Regions from separate parts of the Homo sapiens genome. Here regions 1 and 3 are each linked to region 2. A link is a contact called in ENCODE Hi-C or POLR2A ChIA-PET data. All regions are on one chromosome and are shown on one strand. The core of a region is the stretch at or near the end of the contact, and the rest is flanking DNA. Distances in the headings are between cores, read along the strand shown. Region 1 overlaps SLIT1 (slit guidance ligand 1). Region 2 holds the start of PI4K2A (phosphatidylinositol 4-kinase type 2 alpha). Region 3 overlaps SLIT1 (slit guidance ligand 1).

Region 1 (3,326 bases), core at 29-2,528, 600 kb after region 2:
CTACAAACCTCATGAGTCCTTGCTTTCTCCTTGGAGCCTCCTAGCAGCCCTGAGAATAATGGGATGGGTGGGGCAGCCTACCTTCTTTGACTGAAGATGGTGAAGTTCAGAGCCTGCGAAAATCTTTTAACTTCTCTAAACCTCAGTTTTGTCATCTGTGAAATGGGACTACTTGGGTATGTGGACGAGGACTGCCTCGAGGATCAAACGAGATGGGTGGGAAGTCAGTTTGTATGATGCAGAGCGAGGGGTAAGGATGAGCACAGCCCTCCTTTTGCTCCTCTCTGGGGCTTTGGGAAGTGGGGGAGAGCTGTCCTGCAGGCTGTAGTTAGTTGGGGGGTGGAGATCCTGTGCTGGAGCTCAGCTTGGCTCAGCTCCTGGCATTGGGCCACTGCTTAGCACCTTCAGGCTGGAGGCATGAATGGTCAACAATGAAGGGAAGAGGGGGAGGTTCAGAGCATCTTGAATCCCAAGCTCTATCCTGTAGAAATGGGAACCTTGGGAAGCTTCGGGCTTAGGAGGATTTCGGTGGGCTTGGTTTTAAGGACAGTGACTTGGATAGCAGTGAGTAGAGTGGAGGCCAGAAGGGAGGTCCAAGGTGCAGAGAACAGACAGAAGAGGCTGCAGCAGGAGCCCGGGCATGGGTGGTGGTGCACAGTCGGCGGGTGGCATGAGAGTGCAAGGAAAGCAAGCTGTGAGAGAGCAGCGGTGGCACTGGCTGCAGAGGGAGGAGGAGAAGCGACATCAGGGTGCGGAGCCTGGAAGGCAGGAAGGCAGAGGGGTGCTGATGGAATGAGGGGGAACTGGTTGGGCAGTCTGGCTGTGAATCAGCTTCACAGCCCATGCCAGCAGGTGGACAGGGGGCCCTGGGAGCTGGCAGGGCCCGGTAACGTGCAAATCAGATCTATTTGGCCAGGAAAGAGCAGAGCAGGGAGGGGAAGGCAGGGGCCCAGGGAGTGTCCATGGACAAGGAGGAGGCTGGGAGGGTGAGAAGGGAAGCGAGAAGGGAACCGAGAGAGGCCACGTGACTATTGGCTTTTTACCAAGTCCTCTGGGTGGCACCTCCCCAGATGGCTTCAACAACGTACATATTTTCTCCTCCCATAAGTGATTCTGGGCCCATCGTGTGGCCTATGTGGAGGAGAGGAAATGAGAGCGAAGTCCCTGGCTGCAGGGAAGGCTGTCCCCAGCATGGGGCACCACCAGAGGTGGAGATGGGCACTAACGCCGCTGTGTTCTCTCTGCAGCTATTTGGACGGGAACCAGTTCACGCTGGTTCCGGGACAGCTGTCTACCTTCAAGTACCTGCAGCTCGTGTAAGTATCCAGGCCGCTTGAGGACAGGAGGGCCTTTGGCATCTAACCATCAGGACTCCGGCTTTCCTGGAATTTCCTACGGACCTCACTTCTGGGCAGATCCTGCTTCTTTTCCTTTCCCTGCTCCCCTCTGGGAACAGCTGTGCCTAGAGCTGTTTTGCCACCTAGTGGCCACGATTGGCAATTACATAGTTCCAGGCCATGTTGGGTTGGACCTGCCTCCTCCTCCTGCCCACGCCGTCTCCCCAAAGCTCCCCCGTGAGGCTGGTCGTGACTGTTAAAAGGGTTATCCTGGTCGGGCGGGCACGGTGGCTCACACCTGTAATCCCAGCACTTTGGGAGGCTGAGGCGGACGGATAACCTCTCGAACTCATGTTGGAGTTCGAGACCAGCCTGATCAACATGGAGAAACCCCATCTTTCCTAAAAATACAAAATTAGCCGGGCATGGTGGCACATGCCTGTAATCCCAGCTACTCGGGAGGCTGAGGTAGGAGAATCGCTTGAACCCGGGAGGTGGAGGCTGCAGTGAGCCAAGATCGCACCATTGCACTCCAGCCTGGGCAACAAGAGCAAAACTCCGTCACACACACACACATACACACACACACACACACACACACACACACACACACACACACACACACACAAAGGGGGTTATTCTTGCAAGGTTAGGAGCCAAGGAGCCAGGAAAAGTGGAGGGTGATGGAAAGCTTCTCGGTCCAGCTCAGCTCTCAAACCAAGTATGAACTATGGCAGCTACAAATACATACCTGTAACTAAGTTTTTCTTCAGGCTACGCCTCTGCTTTTCTATTATTTCCACCTTTGACCCCTTCTACTCCATGAAAATATACAAAATAAGCCTCAGGATAATAAGTTCAGCTCCTTTTAGTTTTCTAGCCTACCTAGCTCCTCACTTCAATTGTCTTTATCTGCTCCTTGGCCAGATTCTACCAAAAAGAAGTCCAGAGAACATTCCACCTTAGTGTGATTTGGAGCAGTCCCACTCCAAGTGCAATCTACGGGCCCACATCAGTCCCAGAACTGTTTGTAATGGGTTTGTAATTAGATATGGCGCTTACACCAGAATCTAAATCAATGTATTGCTTCCTTTGTTGAGAAAGTCTTGCTATGGAAACAATGTTCGCGTAAACTAAGCTAGGTGTGGTGACCGGATCTTGGCCCAAGTTTCTTATTGTGGGTTGGTGAAATTTAGTTCAAGGACTGGCTACTTTGGGCGGCTCTGGCTTACAGAATTTTGAAGCTCCAATTTATCTGTCTTTGCTTAATGACCTGGCCAATGTGTGTTGAATGTTCCAATGGGAGGGGTGGAGAAGGGATGGAGTAGTGTGATTCAGTGGCTGGTGTCAGAGTGCTTTGAGCCAGTGAAACTGCCTCTTGGGGGCTGAAGTACCACCACCTCCTCATCACAGGGGAGGACCACAAAGTGTGTTGAACATTCAGTAGAGCACTTAAATGTATCTCCAAAGACAGTGGAATGATTTAGAATTAGATTAGAGGAACGTTCAGGAGGAGAAGATGAAGGCACGGCACATCGTTGCATTTTCTAAATGTTTCCTGAGCTGAGAGCGCATGAAGTGGGCAGACGTGAAGGCCCCGAAGTCATGGCCCCCTCTCCAGACTGTCATGGTTTAGGGAGGATGCAGGGGAGGGGAGGGAGCGCATAAAGTCGTGTGGGTGATAAGGGTTCCAACAGAGGTCAATGCTGATTAGGGCTGTGGCTCAAGGAGGATGTGATCAACTCAGGGAGGCGGCTTGCGGGGAGGGCATCTTGGAACACGAGCTGGAGTTCATTGGTGGGCAGAGGGAATAAGCTGTCTGGGGCCACAGAGTGTAGTCTGCTCAGAGAACTTCAAGAAGCTTAGTGAATCCTAAGCCTGGGAAGTCTTCGGAGCAGGGAGCAGAGGGAGGGAGGGGCAGGGGCTAGACCCAGGAGTGCCGACAGGTGGCCAGCTAGAGGGCCTGGAGTCCACATGCTAGGCACATGG
Region 2 (3,163 bases), core at 58-2,557:
CAGATACCCTGGTCACTCCATGCCCCATCCTATAACCATCCCCCTTTATATACAGGCAGGGGACAAAATAAAGGTCGGCAAACGCTCTGCCTTAGTTGAAAAGCAGGCTGTTGATAGCCCTGGGAGAGAAATGAAAGAAAAAGTAGCTGATGGCCCCATGTTTCTAAAACTCCAAGTTCTATCTAAACTTTGGAGTCGTCAAAAAGTATTTGAACCCTTTCCCAGAAGTGAGCAATACCCAGGGCAGATGAAACTGGTGAGTCCGCCCATTCTTTCTTCAACGTCTGTTAATAAGAGCTGGGACGGTGGCAGGGGACATCCCCCACAACATAGAAGGCTGGAACTGAATTCTCAGATCCCCTGATAGGTCACCCATCCTCCTCCGTGAACAGCGACACACTGGTTCGGTCGGTCCAAAAAGAGAGAACAGGCCTAAAGCCCCAAATCTGCAAGTCGGCGGCCGAATAGCTGTCCCAGTAGTGTGAAGCTAAGTACCCTACTAGAAAGCAGTCTCTGTCCAGCGGCGGATTGCCCCACCACACCGCTGAGCCCCCGGCCCGTATCTGGTCAATTTCCTCTTTTCATTTTCCGCTCACTCCTCCCCCACCAAGTAGGTTCTGATTTATTTCTCCATTCCGCAGAGCGTCCCCAGCTCCAGTCCTCAGTGGCATCCCTAAATCCTGCCAGGGGCTGGTACTGTGAAGTTTCTCCCTTTTCCCTCTGGCTGTGCGAAGCCCCCAACTCCCCAGGAGCGCCGCCGGCCCTCAGCCCGCGGCGGCGGTCCCCACCCCCGCACTCACCCCCTGAGGGTCCTTGACGAAGTAGCTTCCGCTGGAGCCCTGGTAGATGCGCTCGGGAAAGATGCAGCGCTCGATGGCCAGCTCGGCCTGCCGCACCACCGCCTCGAACTCAGGATCCTCCGGGAACTCGTTCCGCTCGCGGTGGGCCTGAGCGGCGTGGGCTGCCGCCGCGGCCTGAGCGGCCAGAGCCTGGGCCTGCGCCGCCACGGTTTGGGTCTGGCCCTGGGCCGCCGCGCCCCGGGCCCGATCCAACAGTGGCTGCCGCTCGCGGTCGTGGCCCGGCGAGCCCGGCGGAGAGGGGCCCGAGCCGGCCGCCGCCGCCACTCGGACCGCGCCCCCGGGCACCTGCGGAAAGTGAGCGCCCGAGCCCGACGGGAAGGTGTAGTCCGGGGGTTGGGCCCGCTCGGGGGACACTAGTGGGCTCGTCTCGTCCATCCCTCAGACAGCCGGCTCCGGGACCCGGCGCGCTCCACACCACTGCGCTCGCGGCCGCGACCAATCCGTGACATCCCCCAGGCCCCGGCCGGCCAACCAGGTCGCGACGCCTCCTTGGCCCCGCCTCTAACCTGCCCTGTTTACTTGGCTACGAATAGGCACGGCCCCTCGCGCGCGAACAGTAGCCAATCAGAACCTGCTCCTACGCAATCGCTGCCTCCGCATTTTTCTCCCCGTCACCTTCTGTGAAGACTGCGCATGCTCCAGGACCCAACCTTGGGTCAGGCACGCCCCCTGCCCCTACTATACCAGCGCCACGCTTAGCTTCCAATTGGCTTACTGGACTTGGGCGCTTTCAAAACAGCAACTATCCTGTCAGTCACTCATTGAGTGCCTACTCTGAACCGGCTGTGAGATTGGAGGAATCTCATCTATGTATCCTCATTCATTCAGTCAGGCACTCATTCATTTATTGAGCACGTACTATGTTCTAAGTGCTAGGGAGACAGCAGTGAAGCAAAGAAACAAAGCTGCTGCTCTACCTCGATGAAACGTTTTTTTTGGGGCGGGGGGTTTGTTTTTTGGGTTTGTTTTTTTTTTTTTTTTGAGACAGAGTGATCAGTCTCCAAAAAAAAAACGACAGAGGTCAAGTGATCTGCCCACCTCGACCTCCCAAAGTGCTGGGATTACAGGTGTGAGCCACTGCGCTTGGCCTGGAAGTAGGTTTTTAAAGGAAAAGAGGCAGTTCCTAACTTGTTTACCAAGAATTTACATTAAAATAACAAGTTATAGATTGGCTATACATTGTACTTTGTATCCCAAATTCGTATCTCAGTTGACCTAACATACTTCCAATGTAGATGTAACAATGTCAGGTTACACTTCAAGTTCGCAGGAACTTGAAGGTAATGGGTGAAGTAGCCAGTCAGGATAAAATGTCTTAACAATTGCCTCCAGGTTTTCCTAGGAAGCCCTGAAGATTTCTTTTTAAAATATTATTATTATTTTTTTAGAGTTAGGTTATCTCTATGTTGCCTGGGCTGGTCTTGAACTCCTGGCCTCAGGCGATCCTCCTCCCTCAGTCTCCCAGAGTGCTGGGGGATTACAGGTGTGAACCACCCACAGTGCAGCCAAAAAATAAAAAATTTTTAAAAGAAAAAAACCCGCCAGGCACAGTGGCTCACGCCTGTAATCCCAGCACTTTGGGAGGCTGAGGCAGGCGGATCACCTGAGGTCGGGAGTTCAAGACCAGCCTGACCAACATGAAGAAACCCTGTCTCTACTAAAAATACAAAATTAGCCGGGCATGGTGGCACATGCCTATAATCTCAGCTACTCGGGAAGCTGAGGCAGGAGAATCGCTTGAACCCAGGAGGCAGAGGTTGCAGTGAGAAACTCTGTCAAGAAAGAAAGAAAAAGAGAGAAAGAGAAAGAAAGAAAGGGAGAGGGAGAGGGGCAGGAAGAAATAAAGAAAAGAAAGGGAAGGAAAGAAAGGAAAGAAAGAAAGAAAGAAACCATTGCCCCAGAGTGTGGGTGTGGAAGGCATGACTGAAGTCCCATACTCATGTCTTTGAGCCAATAGACTGTGCATACATCACACAGAGCTCAGACTGCTCTAAGCTATCTTTCCTTCTCAACCTTATAGGAATTCAAGGCCAGCCTGGGCAACATAGCAAGACTCCATCTATTTTTTAAAAATTAATTTTTTTAAGGAGTTCCTAGGAAAACCCAGGGGCAATTGTTAAGACATTTTATTCCTGACTCGCTGCCTCACCCATTATCTTCAAGTTCCTGTGAAGATACAAACTTGTGATACAAAGAATAATACATAGCCAATTAATATCTTACACTGTGCCTGGCCCAGCTGCTCAATGCTTATTTGTTAATTGAAGAAAAATATGGTCCCATGAGCCTAAGAAGTTCTTACC
Region 3 (3,206 bases), core at 248-2,747, 620 kb after region 2:
GACCAGTGGATACCTAAGCCGCACAGCTCCCCAGCTCCAGGGTTGAGCAGGGCTTGGAGTGGGCTCTGCTGCCTCCTGCTCCAGGCCTTCTTCCTGCTCCTGCCAGGTGCCATGGGGGCCTTTTTGAAGGCACTCGGATTCCATGGCCAAAGCATATACAGTGCAGTGCCAAGGACCACAGCAGGGGTGTTTGAAATTCCTATAAATTTCCATTCAGGCCGTGCTCGGTGGCTCACTCCTGTAATCCCAACACTTTGGGAGGCCGAGGTGGGCAGATCACGAGGTCAGGAGTTTGAGACCAGCCTGGCCAACATAGTGAAACCCCATCTCTAATAAAAATACAAAAATTAGCTGGGTGTGGTGGCACGCGCCTGTAATCCCAGCTACTCCGGAGGCTGAGGCAGGAGAATCGCTTGAAACTGGAAGGCGGAGGTTGCAGTGAGCCAAGATCATTCCACTGCACTCCAGCCTGAGCAACAAGAGCGAAACTCTGTCTCAAAAAAAAAAAAAAAAAGAAAAGAAAATTTCCATTCACCCCAAAGCCTCCAATCTCCCTCGAAGAGCCTGCTCCTGACAGTGCTGCCTGCAGACAGGGCCCTGGCCAGCCTCCTCAAGCTGCCCCCTGAGCCCCTGAGACACAGCTGGGGCTGCCACTGGGTGGGTGAGGCCTGCCCAGAGGTGGGAGCCAAGGCCTGTTTGCTTTCTCTGGGGTCCCCCCATCTCATGAGTCACACTGGGCACTGTGGGAGGGGATAGCCCTCCGGCCCTGCCCTGAGCAGCCCATTTTCTGCTATTCAGTGAAGGGGCCAGCCCTAATGACCCCATCTCTTAAGTCCTTCCAGAGCTGACATCACAACGCAAGCGCCCTCCCACTGGCTGCTCCCCACAGGACCGCCCAATGAGCCCCACCCTCCCAGAGCTTTTCTGAGGAATACATAGTATTTAGTTGCTGAAAATAAATTGCTGGCGCAATACATTGGCTCTTCCGAAAATGATGTTGAATCTGGGGGCAGAAATGGCTGAGCCTGCCTCTGCATACCCAAATTACCAGATGTAAAAATGAATCACTAAATGGCCTCTCTTCCCCTGGTTGCCTTGGAAACGGCGTCCTTACACTCTGCACCCAGCCTCCTCGGGGCTTCGGTGAGCAACTCCCTGGGCGCGCCCTCCTCATTCCTGAGACGCCCCAGCTGGGGGCTGAAAGGACACCCCCTTCACCCTGAGATGGGGAGATGGGGCAGCCCCCTCACCTCACTGCCTTACAGAATGCGGGCTGCGGGAGTGGGCTCTCCAGGTGGAAAGGGGGTGCCTCCACGAGTTACCCCTCAACCCCAAGGCTCTCTGGGGCACCTGTTATCCCCTGACCTGTGTCTACTCCCGCTACCCTGCCCCAGCTCGTACCACAGGCCACTTTCTGAAATGTGAAACTGACCCTGTCACCCCAGCTTAAAACCCTGCTGCTGGTCCCCTCCAGCCTTCAGGGAAAACAGTTAACCACAGACCATTTCCTGCAATGGTGATTTGAATTCTTTTTACTCACAGACTCCCCAGATACATTCTAAAAACTATACACTCCCTCACACATCCTTAGATTGACAGCTAAAATTTTCATTTTAAGTTTTTCATTGCAAAGGAGGTAATTTTTCCAGATATTATAAATATTATTAACATTTAAGAATAAAACTATCACTTTATTTGGGAGGCTAAGGTGGAAGGGCCTTAAGACAAGTAGTTGGAGACTAGCCTGGGCAACATGGCAAAATCCCCATGGCAAAACCCATCTCTACAGACAATTAAAAATTAACCAGGTGTAATGGTGAATGCCTATAGTCCCAGCTTCTCAGGAGGCTGAGGAGGGAGGATCACTTGAGCTCAGGAAGTTGAGGCTGCAGTAAGCTGTGATCATACCACTGCACTCCAGTCTGGGCAACACAGTGAAACTGTCTCTAAAATAAAAAAATAAATTAAGCTTTAAAAATATGACATTAAATCACTCTTTTATCATTCTCCAATGCAATCTAAACAGCACATCATTTTGACACTTTTTTTTTTTTGAGACAGAGTCTCGCTCTGTCACCCAGGCTGGAGTGCAGTGGCGAGATCTCGACTCACTGCAACCTCTGCCTCCTGGGTTCAAGCAATTCTCCTGCCTCAGCCTCCCGAGTAGCTGGGACTACAGGCATGCACCACCACACCCGGCTAATTTTTGTATTTTTAGTAGAGACGGGGTTTCACCATGTTGGCCAGGCTGGTCTCAAACTCCTGACCTCAAGGGATCCACCCACCTTGGCCTCCCAAAGTGCTGGGATTACAGGCATGTGCCACCCCACGTGGCCAATTGGATACCATTTTAAAATGACACGAACAAGTTCTTCTTTAACAGTTAAACATTTTACCTTGTTCTTTTTTCTCCTCTAACTAGTATTTCCATTTTACTCCTTACCCTCCTGTCTTTTTTTTCTAACCAAATATATTTTTATGCTAGACTCTTTTCTTGAGTACTCTGCCATGCGTCTCTGTCCCCAACATGGGTACACGTAAGTTAAAACTTAAAGTTTTTTTCTTATTTCTCATCACCATAAGCCTCTGATTTAAAGTTTCTTTTGCAGCGAGTTATCCCTACAATAATTCGAAACAACATAACTGTATTATAGAATTGGATTGAAAATTATTACACATAGAAGGAAAATTTTATTGGACTGTATCTCTCTTAATGAGATGGATGGGTGCTTTTTTGTTCTTTTCTTCTCTCAGTTGGTTTATGGGTGAATGTTGCAGAATGAGAGAGGACACAGCGTTTGATCTTTTCCTGTTTTGTTTTTATAGATATAAATGCTGGGAAGTTTGTTCATGTAAATAAACTGGTGAGATTAGGAGTTTTATTATAGCCATGTCACTTAATTCTTTGAAAGCCCTCCCAGTTTTTATGCCAAATCTCCACAGTGACCTGTCATCAAGATTATTTTTAATGTTCTATCAGCTGACAGTTCTATGAGGCCTTCCTTCAATTACTTCCAGTGCACAGAACTGGAAACCTCTTGACTTAGATTGCATTTATTCATTCACTTTCTAAACATCAGGATTCCTAACTGCCCATTTATTTGGCACCTGGAAGCATGCCCACCTTTCTACCTGGAGGGCTTGTCCCATCACCCCCCAGTCTGTAAGGGCTGGGGCTGGGACAGATGCCACCTTTTTAGAGTTCT

What was found. A loop is a pair of places that touch in the nucleus more often than their neighbours do. ChIA-PET counts read pairs that join two places held with the same protein, here RNA polymerase II (POLR2A). Pooled maps may share reads with other maps.
Region 1: a pooled map shows a loop between it and region 2 (4-fold over the local background). The contact joins the enhancer-like site here to the promoter of PI4K2A in region 2. A Hi-C loop is called at or near these places in 1 of 168 maps with a recorded cell type or tissue (ascending aorta) and 4 of 50 pooled maps. POLR2A ChIA-PET finds 5 or more read pairs at or near these places in 2 of 52 experiments (H1 and HEK293).
Region 3: a pooled map shows a loop between it and region 2 (2.8-fold over the local background). The contact joins the enhancer-like site here to the promoter of PI4K2A in region 2. A Hi-C loop is called at or near these places in 1 of 168 maps with a recorded cell type or tissue (ascending aorta) and 4 of 50 pooled maps. POLR2A ChIA-PET finds 5 or more read pairs at or near these places in 1 of 52 experiments (H1).

Annotation. Positions count from the first base shown.
Region 1 is chr10:97,035,688-97,039,013 of GRCh38, reverse strand. It overlaps SLIT1 (slit guidance ligand 1), which reads left to right. Exons shown (of 37, transcript NM_003061.3): 22 at 1,248-1,316. Among named protein-coding and RNA genes, the nearest start is that of SLIT1-AS1, 65 kb to the left of the region's middle. RefSeq lists an enhancer at 432-932. Within about 2 kb of position 1,278, at least 4 of the 41 ENCODE cell types and tissues checked have a DNase peak (open chromatin) inside an H3K27ac peak, as active enhancers do.
Region 2 is chr10:97,638,815-97,641,977 of GRCh38, reverse strand. PI4K2A (phosphatidylinositol 4-kinase type 2 alpha) reads right to left here and starts at 1,307. Exons shown (of 9, transcript NM_018425.4): 1 at 801-1,307. The coding sequence starts at 1,235. RefSeq lists silencers at 988-1,217, 2,382-2,565.
Region 3 is chr10:97,015,157-97,018,362 of GRCh38, reverse strand. All of the region lies in intron 28 of SLIT1 (slit guidance ligand 1), which reads left to right. Among named protein-coding and RNA genes, the nearest start is that of SLIT1-AS1, 86 kb to the left of the region's middle. Within about 2 kb of position 1,497, at least 3 of the 41 ENCODE cell types and tissues checked have a DNase peak (open chromatin) inside an H3K27ac peak, as active enhancers do.